Regions from separate parts of the Homo sapiens genome. Here region 1 is linked to region 2. A link is a contact called in ENCODE Hi-C or POLR2A ChIA-PET data. All regions are on one chromosome and are shown on one strand. The core of a region is the stretch at or near the end of the contact, and the rest is flanking DNA. Distances in the headings are between cores, read along the strand shown. Region 1 overlaps PCCA (propionyl-CoA carboxylase subunit alpha). Region 2 overlaps PCCA (propionyl-CoA carboxylase subunit alpha).

Region 1 (7,225 bases), core at 1,765-4,264, 73 kb before region 2:
AGAAAATGGGATAATCTTTTTAAAAAGAAATTGTCAGTATCTACCAAAAGTTTGAGGACACGTTATCTTTTGTTCTGAAATTTTACTCCTGGGAAGTCATCCTACAGATATACCCACATGAGTGAACACAGAGAGACATACAAAGAAATTCATTATTTTGAATTCGTTGGTGGTGTTTTAATAAGAAAAAAATTCTGAAAAACAATTTAGTAAGCCTTCAACAAAGGACTGGTACATCCATAAAATGAAATATTAGCCTTTAAAAAGAATGCAGTTGATCTATATGTTCTTATTCAACCACTTATACATTAATTCAATAACTATCTGCCCAGCAACACTACATGAAATACATCTTCTGCCTTCATGGAGCTTATTACAAACTAATGAGAGAAACAGAAAATAAACAAATCAATTGATAACTAAAATAAATGTTACATAGAAACAGAGTACTCAGGCAAGAATACTAGGGAGAACTTGTTTCAGACAGGCTGCTCAGAAAGGGCCCTTCTGGAGTAAAATTTTAAACCTAAGGATAAAGACATCTAGCCAGGCCAAGCACAGTGGCTCACACCTGTAATCCCAGCACTTTGGGAGGCCAAGATGGGAGGATCACTTGAGGGTAGGAGTTTGAGACTAGCCTGGGCAACATGGCAAGATCTCTATCTCTACAAAAAAATACAAAAATTACTGGGTGTGGTGGTGGGACCTGTAGTCCCAGCTACTTGGGAGGCTGAGGCAGGAGGATTGCATGAGCCCAGGAGGTCAGAGCTGCAGTGAGCCATGATGGCGCCACTGCACTCCTGCCTGGGAAATAAAGTGAGACTCCGTCTCTAAAACCACACACACACACACACACACACACACACACACACACACACGCATACACACACACACATAAACATAAACAGCTAGCTACCATGGAAAGATCAGGGAGAAAGAACATTAGACAGAGGGAACCACACATATAAAAATCCTAGATGAGGAAGCAATTTCATAGGGAAAGAATATCAGGCAGCTAAAGCTGAAACACAGTAAGGAAGTGGCAGCAAAGCACAAGATAAGGAGGTATGGACGGCGTGGCCCTGTTCTGGCCAGATCTTATGGGATTTGGTACACAGTCCAAGATGCCTTGGTTCTATACAAGGCAATGACAAATGACAATTAAGCTTTAAGAGAGTAACTCTTACACTGTAAAAATAAGCAAAATAAAGTATATACTGGGGGCGGGGGTAGCAAGTTGGAGTACATAGCGTATGACCTTACCTACATTAAGACAGAAATACACATTTGAACGCACAGGAAAGTTTAAGCATTAGACAGCTACAGAAACCAATTTACTGCTCAAAAGTAGGACAGACAGCCGGGCATGGTAACTCAGGCCTATAATCCCAGCTACTCAGGAGGCCCAGGCAGGAAGACCACTTGAGCCCAGGAGTTCTGTACTGACTTAAGCAACATCGCAAGACCTTGTCTATATTTAAGAATAAATAAATAAATAAATGTAAAAGGTAGGATTAAAAGTTGTAGGAAAAGGGAAATTAAAATTGTATGCTCTTAGGTACACGTTGAACTTTTTTACCATAAGAATCATAATTTCATACTTCATATTTTCATAGTTTAAAAATTAAATCAGCCATGCCTGAAGTTATCAAATTATTAATGATTTTGAGAATATTAAATGTTATCAAAACAAACTAGGAGTCCCCAAAATCACTTAAGCTTTTCATGACATCCCATTGCCTCAAAACCAAGTTTGAACTCCCTAGGCTGGTTTCAATACTTGATCCTGTCCGCCTAAGCATGAGTCTCAGCCCCACCCCTGTTCATCTTGCATCTTACCCTGCAGCCCAAGGCCCAGGCAGGCTCCCCAGCCTTGCACAGCCTTCTCAGTTCAGCCAGCCTCAGCCAGTAACTCTCTCCCCTTTTACCAAACCAGCTTTTATTACAATAGGCCCAATTCTGGGCCCTGAAGACACGGGACGGAACAAGAAAGACATCATCTTGGCCAACAGGTAATTTACAGGCTGGTGGAAAAGACAAACCTTAAATACAGCCACACAGCAGCTAAGGAATGATTATGTGGTGCATGTTATGTACAAGTTTTAAAGAGGGCATGTGACAACAGGGGATCTCTAATCCAAAAATAGATTCCTGAAAACTTTCTCAGGCGTGGTAACTGAAAAGACACCTTAGAAATAGAAGCGTAGTGAAAAACAGTGTCTGGGACCTGAAGAGAGAGGCGAGGGGAAGGCTGGGCCTCACAGCCACATGAGAGAAACTGAACTGTAGCCTCAGAGCAAGGAAATGAAGGGCTAGCTCTGGTTGCAGGCTGGAGAATTCTGGCATAGCATCTGCTTACTTATGATGTGCACTGTCCACCCTCTGCACCTCCCTAGCCCATTAAAATGTAAGCTCCATAAGGACAGAAACCCTTGTCCAGCTGGTTCAAGTTAGGTATTTCAAATCCCGAGCACACGCCTGGCACAGTTGTTATTCAACCAACAGTTGTTGGAAGAATAAATGAATGAATGAACAAACAAATGAACACTTTGAGAGGCAAGAGGGATCTGAAGAGTCAGGCTGGGAGGCAGTAGTCTGGGTGACAGGAAAATGACCATTTCCTCCCAGAGTCCAGGGTGGCATGCTTCCAGTTTCAGCTAATGCCACGTTCTTTCTTTTTTTTTTTTTTTGAGATGGGAGTCTGTCACTCAGGCTGGAGTGCAGTGGCACGACCTCGGCTCACTGCAACCTTTGCCTCCTGGGTTCAAGTAGTTCTCTTGCCTTAGCCTCCTGAGTAGCTGGGACTACAGGCAAACACCACCACACCCGGCTAATTTTTGTATTCTAAGTAGAGACAGGGTTTCACCATTTTTGGCCAGGCTGATCTCTAACTCCTGACCTCAGGTGATCCGCCCACCTCGGCTTCCCAAAGTGCTGGGATTACAGGCATGAGCCACCGCGCCCAGCCTGCCACTTTCTTTAGAGTGCCTTTCCAGTCCTCCCACACCTGGCTAGGTATCATTGCCACATGAACACATACACCACGCCCTGCAATTATGCAGCCCTTTTCACACTTAACCTTCATGAGGGCAACAACTAGCTGTCTTACTCTCTACTAAATCCCCAGAGTTTAGCAAATTAACGCAATCAACACATTATTTCTTCCATGAATAAACAACTATCCGCATCAGCTTCCATAAAAATTAGTCTGTTAGGATAAGACACAATCTCACAAATGCCAACAGAACTATTCATCTCCAGAGCAGCGGTTTTATAAGTGAGTTAACTGACATCCAAAGGCAGGGGTTCAGGGCAGGGACTCAGAACCAGACAGGCTTCTGTTAGAAATGCTTGTTCCCCAGTGCCGTAAAGAAACAGCACTGGAACATAAATTTAATTTCCTCAGCAAGGCCATGTTTACTTTCTGCAGAAAGGGTACATTCGCCAGCAGTTTTGCCACGAGAGTACATTGAACAAAGGAGACAGGGTCATTTATAACCTGAGGCGCCCACCCTACTGCTGTGTCCGGTTTCCATTGGCTGGAACAGGACCTCACATTTTGTATTTGTCCCAATTGGCTAACAACATAGAACTTTTTAAAAGAGGCAACGGCAGAGGAGAACAAAGGAAGGAGGAAGTAACTTGTGGAATACTGAGAAAGGTAAAAACACCTTCAAATAAGGAAGAGGAACAGGCTATGACTTAATGCTTGCTTGGACCAGTATAAGCATGCCAGGGCAAATATTTAGGCTAAATTGTGGGAGCTGAGAACATAAAGTACATTGATTTCTTTATTACAGCTAGCAGATATTTAAGAATGTTAGCACAGGTCTTAGAATAAATTTTGCTTCTAAGAGAAGTTACTATTTATTCCTAATTAGATGGGGAGGAAAGTCTTTGAAGAGGAACCTCTACTTTACTTTTTACACTTCAGTTTTGCTTCAGTTTAAAACAAGGTGCACTCAGTGAAATACTGTTGGCATTGGGCAAAACCAAGCCCAATATTTTTGGGATTCTCAGTCCAGCACTTCTTCCACCACATCATGCAACTTCCAGAGTTTGAATTTTAGGTTTTGTAAAACCTGCTCTTCTAAAAAATATAGTTCTACTCCATAATTTTTAAGTAAAGTGTTGCATTAGGAAAAAAAAAAAATCAAATTCTACATGGCAATAAGTTTTCAAATTGAAAAGCCACAAGTTTAAGTTATAATACAAAACAAAAGAAAGCAGCTCATTTCAATGTATAGATATCAAACTTTATTTCATAAAAATGTAAAAGGTTAAACTTTATTTTACTAAATATACTTTGTGCTTTTTTTTTTTTTTTTTTGAGAAAGAGTCTCACTGTGTTACCCAGGCTGGAGTGCAATGGAGCGATCCCCGCTCATTGCAACCTCCACCTCCCAGGTTCAAACGATTCTCCTGCCTCAGCCTCCCAAGTAGCTGGGATTATAGGCACACACCACCACGTATGACTAATTTTTTTTGTATTTTTAGTAGAGATGGGGTTTCACCATCTTGGCAGGCTGGTTTCGAACTCCTGACCTCAAGTGATCCTCCCACCTCAGCCTCCCAAAGTGCTAGGATTACAGGAGTGAGCCACCGCGCCCAGCCTTTGTTCTTTATTTATATAAAATAAATATATTTTAAACAAAACAACATTATCTCTTCACAAATACAGCTTGGCAATATTTGAAGAAAAAGTGGAGCTGATTATTCTTAACACTCTTTAAAATATTCTTAAGACAGCTCTCACATCTATGATTACATGACACACAATACATGAAAATATGAAAGGGCTTAGAACAATAAACTCTGTTAACATAATGTTCAATAATATCCTATAATTTATTAAAAGAAAATTTCTGACACATTACATAATAATCCTCCCCAAAGTGGAAGAAAAGTCAAATATGCCAGGCATGGTGGCTCACGCCTGTAATCCCAGCACTCTGGGAGGCTGAGGCAGGCGGATCATCTGAGGTCAGGAGTTCGAGACCAGCCTGGCCGACATGGTGAAATCCCATATTTACTAAAAATACAAAAATCAGCTGGGCGTGGTGGCATGCGCCTTTAATCCCAGCTACTCCGGGGGCTGAGGCAGGGGAATTGATTGAACCCGGGAGGCAGAAGTTGCAGTGAGCCGAGATGGCACCACTGCACTCCAGCCTGGGTGAAAGAGCAAGACCCTGTCTGGAAAAAAAAAAGAAAAAGTCAAATATAAAAATTTCAGCAGAATTGTTAAAACAAATTTGATGCTATTCATTTTCCCTTAAAAATTTTTCATTTGAAGTCTTTAGAATAGTTTTATTTTCATATCACAAGTAATACAATTGAGAAAACAAAAAGTACACAAAAAAATTAAAAATGTGTCAGCAACAATGCTCAGATGATGGTATTCCTGATGGTTTCCAATCAGGAGGTAGGGAAAAAAGAGTCCAATGATATCATTTTATTCTATTCTTCTAAGTGATAAACTACCTGGTGGTCCATTCTTTCTGTAATCCCAGCTTGTCCTGAGGGAAGGCACACTCAGGTTCTGAAGCTATTTAACTCTTTTGAGCACCGATGGGGAAAGAGTTACAGGAAAGTACTAAGAATACAATGCCAAAAGAGTAGCTTAAGAAACGGAGAAAAGGGAAAGAAACCAAGCAAACCAGTACCCATTTCTTTTATTCCTCTTATTCCTCTATTACAAAACAACTCACATTAAGTGGGCTCTATCACCCAACCCAAGAATAGTAACAGTAAAAAGTACTATTTAACTGTGAATATGATGGGAGTGGTGGATGATGCTACAAAAACTAACTAAATGGTAGTAAAAACTAACCAGAAAAAACGTGAAAAGAGTTAACAAAAATCTGGTGCCTTTTCTGCAAATGTCATTTATTTGTTAATACCTAGAACATGGCCTGTGGGGTAACCAAGCCTTGCAGTTAAGAGCTCAGGTGTGGGCTGGGCACAACGGCTCCTGCCTGTAATCCCAGCACTTTGGGAGGCAGAGGCAGGCGGATCACCTGAGGTCAGGAATTCAAGACCAGCCTGGCCAATATGGTGAAACCCCGTCTCTACCAAAAAAAAAACAAAAAAATTAGCCGGGCGTGGTGGCGCATGCCTGCAATCCCAGCTACTCAGGAGGCGGAGGTTGCAGTGAGCCAAGATAGTGCCACTGCACTCCAGTATGGGCGACAGAGCAAGACTTCGTCTCAAAGAAAAAAAGAACACAGGCGCTATGCCAGAAGGCTTGGGCTCCAATACTGCTTCTGTGACTGTGACTGAGTTACTAGAGTGCCTCTCTGGTATTCGGTTTCCTCATCTGTAAAATGGACATAATAACAGTATCTATCTCATAGGGTTATTAAGAAGATGAAATTAGTCAAGGCTGAAACACATTAGAACAGCACCTGGCCCACAGTAGGTACTCAATTAAGGTTAGTAATTATGAGAAAATGGGCAGCCCGCCACCCCAAACTACCATGTTGGTACCTTCCCTGCCTGGCCTTACTTGTTATATCCTGTGTCATTACTCATCTTCTGAACCTAGATAACATAGAACTAACCCTGGCGCTACAATACTGGAAAAAACATGTACTTCCTCTCTTATAATGCACTGGATCAGACGATCTACGAACTCGGTATTGCTGGTGAACAGGGCAAAACACAAGGAAGCGCAGAAAACACTACAACAAAGACAGGCACATTCGAATCATTCTTCCCAGATGCTAAACACCCATACATTTTGATAGTGGTATTAGTGTCAACGCCGACCACCATTCATGATTCAGACATCCTTCTCACTTGCTACTGCCTACTTACCAATCCTTAATTTTCTATTCTGTGGATGAGAATCCTGCTACCCATTCATATGAAAGCCACTTAGGAGTTTACAGCTGGTTCTAGAAGGGAATCAGTGACTGTTTATTAAAAAAAAATAATAATTTGTTTCAAGACACTACAGGTAAGAGTTATATCTGTACCCTAAAAGCTGTCCTCAAACTATTCTGCATTCATATATAAAGTAAAGCAGAAACTTTTAAACAATCCTGGGCTCAGGAATGGCTTTCTAGCTTCCACATAATCCAGTTAACTCAAAGTCAGGCAGAAGATTCTTTCTGTTTTAATATACTTCCAAATCTTTCGGCCGGGCACAGTGGCTCATGCCTGCAATTCCAGCACTTTGGGAGGTCGTGAAGGTGGATCACTTGAGACCAGGAGTTCCAGACAA
Region 2 (7,369 bases), core at 4,578-7,077:
GAATATCAACGAGTGGTTAAAGGCATCAATATCTCTATGCTGTAGCTCTGGCACTCAGTTAACTGAGCAAAGCTCACTCAGTTACCTTACTTAGTAAGTTAGCAAATCCAAGTGAGGATTTGCCTTCACTGGCATCCAAGTTACAAGATGAGAAAAACAAAAGAAACAACTCTACTTTTTAGATCTCTATGATGATACACCAATGGGGAAGAGGGGAAGGAAGCAGAAAGAGAGAAGCCTCCACCAACAGCAAGAACAGATGCCAGCTAAAGCTATCGATCAAAAACAAATACCACTAACGGCCCAGCCCAGTTCCAATGCATCTGAGAGTCAGTCTGGAACATATACTAAACAACGGATCCATACTCTCTCATTTACCAGCTATGTGACACTGGACAAGGCATTTATTTAAACTTTCAGAGATTGTTCTCTCTTCCATAAAACCAAGAATAAAAATAAGAATACATCATAAGTTGTCATAAAGATTAAATAACTTACCTGCAGGTAGGTATTCCATACTTATTTTTAAAAGCCTAGGGACCACTGTTTTCTTATATAAGAAAAGTTCTATGCCACTTCTTTTCATATAAAAAAAGTAAGTCCTACTTAAGCAACTAAGAGTATCTTACAAAACAAATGATAGCAAAATTCTAGCACACGCAGACAGACAGACACACACACACACACACACACACACACACATACAGACACACATGCTCCAGAAGGTAACAGTGGTGACCTCTAAAGACTTAAATTGGGGTCTTGTTTCGAAGGTTCAAAGATGGAAAGAAATCCTAATTTTCAATGTTTTCATGTGCTTAAATTTCTTAGCATTTTACATTCTCAAAAATTAAAAATTTTAAGATACTAAAATCAAAGGTCTGTGTCCAAAATGGAAAATATAATAATGTTAATAAGAAAATTTATGTCATTAAAATGATGTCTACACAAAATACACTACAGTAACAATTCTCAACCCTTCTTAAGCTGCGATATATAAAAATAATGTATTTCCATGAGCTATGCAGATTATAGCCCATATAGTGAAAATAAGAGTTATAAACAACCCTGGGCTTGCAAGGTCTAAGTCTCTCCTATTTTTTCCTACTCAAATAAAAAAAAAGTCCAAATATGAATGAGTAGAGTATCATATGGATCATTTTTAATCCACTTTATTTTATAAACAAAAAAATTGTTAAACAAAGTCACTGGCAAACTTGCTAACTTCAGAATTTTAGTATTAGTTACAAAGTGCTTACAACACACTTTAAACTATAACACATCATGGACTGCAGCCTTGTAACTGAGGACCAATGACCCTGCAGGGAAGCCACCATTCTCCACATTTTACTTTTGAACACTTTCTAAATTTTGCTATTATGAAACACCTTACCATGAACATTTTCTCAAGTATATCTTTGTAAGTGAGATTCTTAAGGGTGGAACTGTTAAATTAAAGAACATATAGATGTTTTAAATTTTGATAAATACTAGCAAATTTCTGGGGGCCGGGGGAGGTCTGAAACAATTTACACTTCCAGGAACAAAACTATGTGACCCTTGCCCACACTGGATGCCACAGCTATTTAAAAGGTTTTTGGTTAACCCAGTGGCTATTTTAAAAATTACCTCTCATTTTACAGTAGTTACATGTCTTATCTTGCTAAAAACTCAAGAAAGAAAGAAGATAAAAGAGCACAATCGCCAAACCTCACACGCTCAGCACAGTTCCCTCCTATGCTTTCAACGCTGAGCATCCTGATGGAACTCACTATCCATCTACATATACGTGTATCTTTCAAGTACACAGATAGGATCCAAACACAAAACACAAATTCTAACATATGTTTCTCTTGAAACTAATTACTATAACTTATGCTATGTTACCTGAAATGACAAGGTATGATAATATGATTAAAACAACATAGAAAAACCAGAAAGAAAACACAGAATACTAAGAAATATCTTCAAGCCAACATCCCATTTTTCCAGAGAAGGTAGTTTCACGTTTCAAAGCTCTTTGTAAACTCTGTTAAGATGTCTTTGCCTCATCCTAACAATCCTCATAGTCTCCCATGGATGGTCCTTTAATGCTCATAATAAAAGAAGCCTGCAGGGAAAATACAGAATAGAAAACAGCTTGGAAATAAAATCTGTTAGCTCAGCACATTAAAATTATTGAAAATTGCTATTTTTATGAGGATTATGTGTAGCTTTGTTTTTTCTATGAACTATCTAAGCAATAACAAAAAGACATGATCTTTTTTTTTTTTTCTTTTTTAGACAGAGTCTCGCTCTGTTGCCTAGGCTGGAGTGCAGTAGCGTGATCTCAGCTCACTGCAACCTCCACCTCCCGGGCTCAAACGATTCTCCTGCCTCAGCCACCCACGTAGCTGGGATCAAAGGCTCGTGCCACCATACCTGGCCAATTTTTATGTTTTTAGTAGAGATGGGGTTTCGCCATGTTGTCCAAGCTGGTCTCGAATTCCTGACCTCAAGTGATCTGCCCACCTCAGCCTCCCAAAGTGCAGGGATTACAGGCATGAGCCACCGCGCCCGGCCCACATGATCTTTTTCAAGTCATGGACAGCAGGGACTGTATAAAATCCAATCCCACTTCGCGTAAACTCAGCATAAAAAATTATCAGTCTTGTAAAGTTTGGTGTGTTTTTACATTGGGGGAATTTGGCCTATTGTACACTTTCTAAAGCAAATACACAGCAGTTATGCAAAAAAAATCAAAAAATCATTTTAGTCCTGGATATTAAGTAAAAACAATGTATCAGATAAAGCACAAATCATTTTTCCAAAAACAAAAACATTCCAATCAAACTGAAACAAAAAGTCCAAGGAAAGAAATTACTTCTCAACAGAAGGATCTAGAACCCTTTCCCCGCAGAGGCTGCATATGAACTGTGCCTTCAAGGGCAGGCAGCAGTTAGACACGGTGGGTGGGAGGCCAGGCACACCCACCCAGAGAGAGTGAGGAAAGCACTGAGGGCAGAGCCAGCCACGCATGGGAGCAGCGCACAGTCAGGCTGGGTGGAGGCACAGCACTGATAAAAGGGAAATGGGGAAATAGGTTTGGAAAGAAAACTCGTGTGAAAGAAAGGAGGAGGTTGTATATTCTACAGGTTTTTCTCTAATGTAGAACCCCAGATGGAAATCATCCTTCTTACTTTCATTTACAAAGATATTGATCTTATCTCACAGTATTTTCTTCCCTGAAGTGAAGTTATTTGTGTATCAACTTATTTTCCGTAACATGACTATGAGCACCCAGGACTCATAGCACCCATGGACTGCAGCATTCTGCGCGGGAACCAGATTGGATTCATTTTTATTAATATATCCTTCTCAAAGGCCTTAAACAGACTTTAAAGAAGCATTTTTTGGCCAGACACAGTGGCTCACGCCTGTAATCCCAGCACTTTGGGAAGCTGAGGTGGGCGGATCACGACATCAGGAGTTCAAGACCAGCCTGACTAAAATGGTGAAACCCCGTCTCTACTAAAAATACAAAAATTAGCCAGGCGTGGTGGTGTGTGCCTGTAATCCCAGCTACTCAGGAGGCTGAGGCAGAATAGCTTGAACCCAGGAGACAGAGGTTGCAGTGAGCCGAGATCATGCCACTACATTCCAGCCTGGGTGACAGAGCAAGGCTATGTCTCAAAAAAAAAAAAAAAAAAAAAAAAAAAGGCAGCATTTTTTTAATAACTGAAAAAATGCATAAACTGTATATAATATTATATATAATATATAAAATAAATAAATGTATTAACTGTATAGGAATAAATGTATAATACTGGCACCACATCACTTATCCTACTCATATAATTTGGATTTGGATATTCATTTATAGCAGGAGTTCCCAAACTTTTTGTATAAAGGACCATAGAAAAAGTATTTTAGGCTTGATAGGCCAAATGGTCTCTGTCACAACTACTCAACTCTGCTGTCACAGGACAAAAGCAGCATAGACAATGCATAAATGAAAGAGCATGGCTGTGTTTCAATAAAATTTTATTGACAAAAACAGGCAGCAGGCTGCATTTGTCCTGTGGACTGTAGTGTGCCGACCTCTCATCTATACGGACTTAAATGTAATACATTACATTATATATATACACACATACACATCTAAATTTAAGTATTATATTCAAATAGTTTTTATAATAACAGAATCTTGGTCAAAATTCCAAGGAAGATAAAAAATAAAAAGGGATATAAACAAAAAAATGTAGATATGCTGCATAAAACCTGGGAAACTGGAACCTCTGGATGTGTCCATGTAATTTGCCCCCTCAGGATATCTCTTTAGGCCTTAGTTTTGGACCCACAAAGCAAGGTGGTTCAAATAGACAATTCTGTGATCTTAATAATTGTTTCAAGTTAAAGTTATAGATTTTAAGTGGAAATTCCATCTAGAAAATAACAACATTCACAAATAATTTCCAATCCGTGGAAGAACAGAATACGAGTACAGTTATGCTCCACAGAATATTTCAATGAGGCACCACACGTATGACAGTGGTTCCATAGATTCTAATACTGTATTTTTAACTGTATCTTCCCTGTTTACATGTTTAGATACACAAATATCTACCACTGTATTACAACAGCCTACAGGATCCAGTACAGCAACACGTATAGGTTTGTAGCCTAGGAGCAATAGGCTATAACACACTTAGCCTAAGTGTGTGGGAGACTCTACCATGTAGATTTCTGTAAGTAGACTCTGTGATGTTCACACAAGGATGAACTCGCCTAATGATGCATTTCTCAGAATGTATTCACGCTGTTAAGCAACACATGACTGTATGCCACAGAAACAAGTATAACATATTAGAATAAATTAAGATAGTACCTGGCATAATTGATCTAATAACAAACATATGTACAAACATTAATCAAAATCATATTCTAGTACCTAAAAAATAAGGTTTCAGTACCATCTTGAATGAAGTTATAAATATACCTGGAAAAATCAATTTAATAACAAACATACGTTAATTCACCTAGCTGGAAGGGGACATTTAGATCATTAAAAACAACTTCACCCAAAATAGAGGCATTGGTAAGATTTGATATTAAATGCCACAAAATAATTAAATCACTACAATAACTCACTAAACTCCCTAACATATTTACAGTTAAAAATCTGAAGTTTTTAACTTTAATTCAAATATCATGCAGTATATAATAAACCAGGTATCATTCATTCAGTGTAATGGTGATTTTGTAAACTTTTCTGTTTTTATAATTACTCTTCAAATAAACAGTTGAGTTTCAGACTAAAACCACTTCACTTGTCACAATTTTCAAAGAACTGCTGGGTTAATTAAAATTCTATAATCCATCACTACCCACATTTACAAAGCCATGCTACCACACTGCTTTCTGAAAAAGAAATGAACAGTTTCTGGTTCATTACCAACTTACCAAACATCTGGCAAATTCTTTGTTTTCTGAAAGGAATCCATAACCTGGATGTACCTTAGAAATGAAAGCAAAAAGCACTTTCAATTTTATCATATTGCAAAAGCTTTATAAGCAAAATGTACAGTGCATTTATGTATTAATATTTACTGTTCAAGAGCCCTTGAATAAGTACACTTCTCTTATACACTGATCAGTTCTAACTCACATTTCTAGGATCAGAATCAAATTCCAAGAAACTGCCTCTTATATTTACTTTCTCCACACTCCCTTTGTCCTAACTGATTCATTTTCCACACACTACCTTTGTCCTAACCACAATGGGGAGTATATGCCCACATAGCTTCCTGCCCACTGGCATTTGTCTACACTATTCAACAAAACTCTCTCTCCTTTTCCTGAGGCTAACTTTGCCCACAATTCTGGAGAATTTCACAATGGCTGGTGCATCAAAGAATTATGTAAAAGGAACCTTGGCAAAGATGGATGAAAAACTCTAAATTCTCCTTTCTTTACAGTACTCACGAACTGGTAATTTCCAAAACCCAGACTACTAGGACAGCTAACACATTTTATTCCTGATGGCATTAATAATACTCGGCAACTACCAACAAGCCGTTTCTATCAAACTGAACTAAAATGGAGGTGTGGTTTTACTTTTATTTTGTGCTCTGAATTTTTTTTCTTCTAATGTCTACTCTTCTTTCCTTCCTCACCCCAAACTTTGCCATCCACAACTACTTTATACTATCCTCACCCACAAGCCACATTGCTACAATCTACCAGCCTGATCCAATCAAGTAATTTTTGGCTCTCCCAGACTGGCCAAACATAAATTTCGCCACTTCAGTATCAGCCAGTGTTGAACATACTTCTAGTAAAATAATTCTGCTAAAAAGAGAGTCAAATTTCTAAAGGAACCAGTATCATAATCCAGAAATAGCTACGTATCAGCGACTTTTAAATGCTGAACTCGGGCTGGGCACAGTGGCTCCTGCCTGTAATCCCAGCAGTTTAGAAGGCTGAGGCAGGCAGATCACCTGAGGTCAGGAGTTCAAGACCAGCCTGACCAACATGGTGAAACCCCTTCTCTACTAAAAATACAAAATTAGCTGGGCATGGTGGCAGGCACCTGTAATCCCAGCTACTTGGGAGGCTGAGGCAAGAGAATCGCTTGAACCTGGCGGGACAGAGGTTGCAGTGAGCCAAGATCACGCCATCGCACTCTGGCCTGGGCAACAAGAGCGAAACTCCATCTCAAAAAACAAAACAAAAAAAAAGCTGAACTAAGCTTTATGAGCATGGTACAGAAGAATTTAAACTACTGTATCAGAGAAGAAGAGTTTTCATTCCACCAACTTCATTTTATCAACACTCAACTACATATTTATTTTGGCAAGCTATAGTTAAAAGGTTAAAGTGTTTTACCTTCACTAACTGTGCTAATAAACTGTAAACATCTATAATATGGGTTCACGAATTAGGCTTTTTATTTAAACATTCATCTTACTAAAACATTTCTTTCAAAAGAAATGTGAGCGCTAATTGAAGCGCTCCAGGCTTAATTGCTGGTGTTGGATGTTTCCATCCAGTTTTAGAGATAACTTTGCATAGTTTTTAACACTATATATAATTAGTTCTGATAATTAAAAAAAGAAAAAAGAAAATAGAAGAAAAAACACTGTTTCTGATATCAGAAATCATTTTTTTCCTTGGATTCCACTCTATTCAAACAGAACTGGGGGTGGAGAGAATGATTTATCCTTGTAAATTATGAGCATTCTACTGACATTAACAAACTAAAATAATTACCAAATGTGCTGTTTTTATTTCTGGAAGTGTACTAGGTATAAGTAATTTTTAAATTATTAAAATGGAATTTGAACACAGTCTTTGGATCCTGTTTATAACACAGAATTTTTTAAAATGC

The links. A loop is a pair of places that touch in the nucleus more often than their neighbours do. ChIA-PET counts read pairs that join two places held with the same protein, here RNA polymerase II (POLR2A).
Region 1: a loop to region 2 is called in a map of posterior cingulate gyrus, with 2.5 times the contacts of the local background. The contact joins two enhancer-like sites. A Hi-C loop is called at or near these places in 2 of 168 maps with a recorded cell type or tissue (IMR-90 and posterior cingulate gyrus). POLR2A ChIA-PET finds 5 or more read pairs at or near these places in 2 of 52 experiments (A673 and activated T-cell).

What each region holds. Positions count from the first base shown.
Region 1 is chr13:100,226,005-100,233,229 of GRCh38, reverse strand. All of the region lies in intron 7 of PCCA (propionyl-CoA carboxylase subunit alpha), which reads right to left. Among named protein-coding and RNA genes, the nearest start is that of PCCA, 140 kb to the right of the region's middle. Within about 2 kb of position 3,014, at least 4 of the 41 ENCODE cell types and tissues checked have a DNase peak (open chromatin) inside an H3K27ac peak, as active enhancers do.
Region 2 is chr13:100,155,414-100,162,782 of GRCh38, reverse strand. PCCA (propionyl-CoA carboxylase subunit alpha) reads right to left here. Exons shown (of 24, transcript NM_000282.4): 6 at 5,443-5,496. Among named protein-coding and RNA genes, the nearest start is that of PCCA, 70 kb to the right of the region's middle. RefSeq lists enhancers at 2,519-3,018, 3,019-3,520. Within about 2 kb of position 5,827, at least 2 of the 41 ENCODE cell types and tissues checked have a DNase peak (open chromatin) inside an H3K27ac peak, as active enhancers do.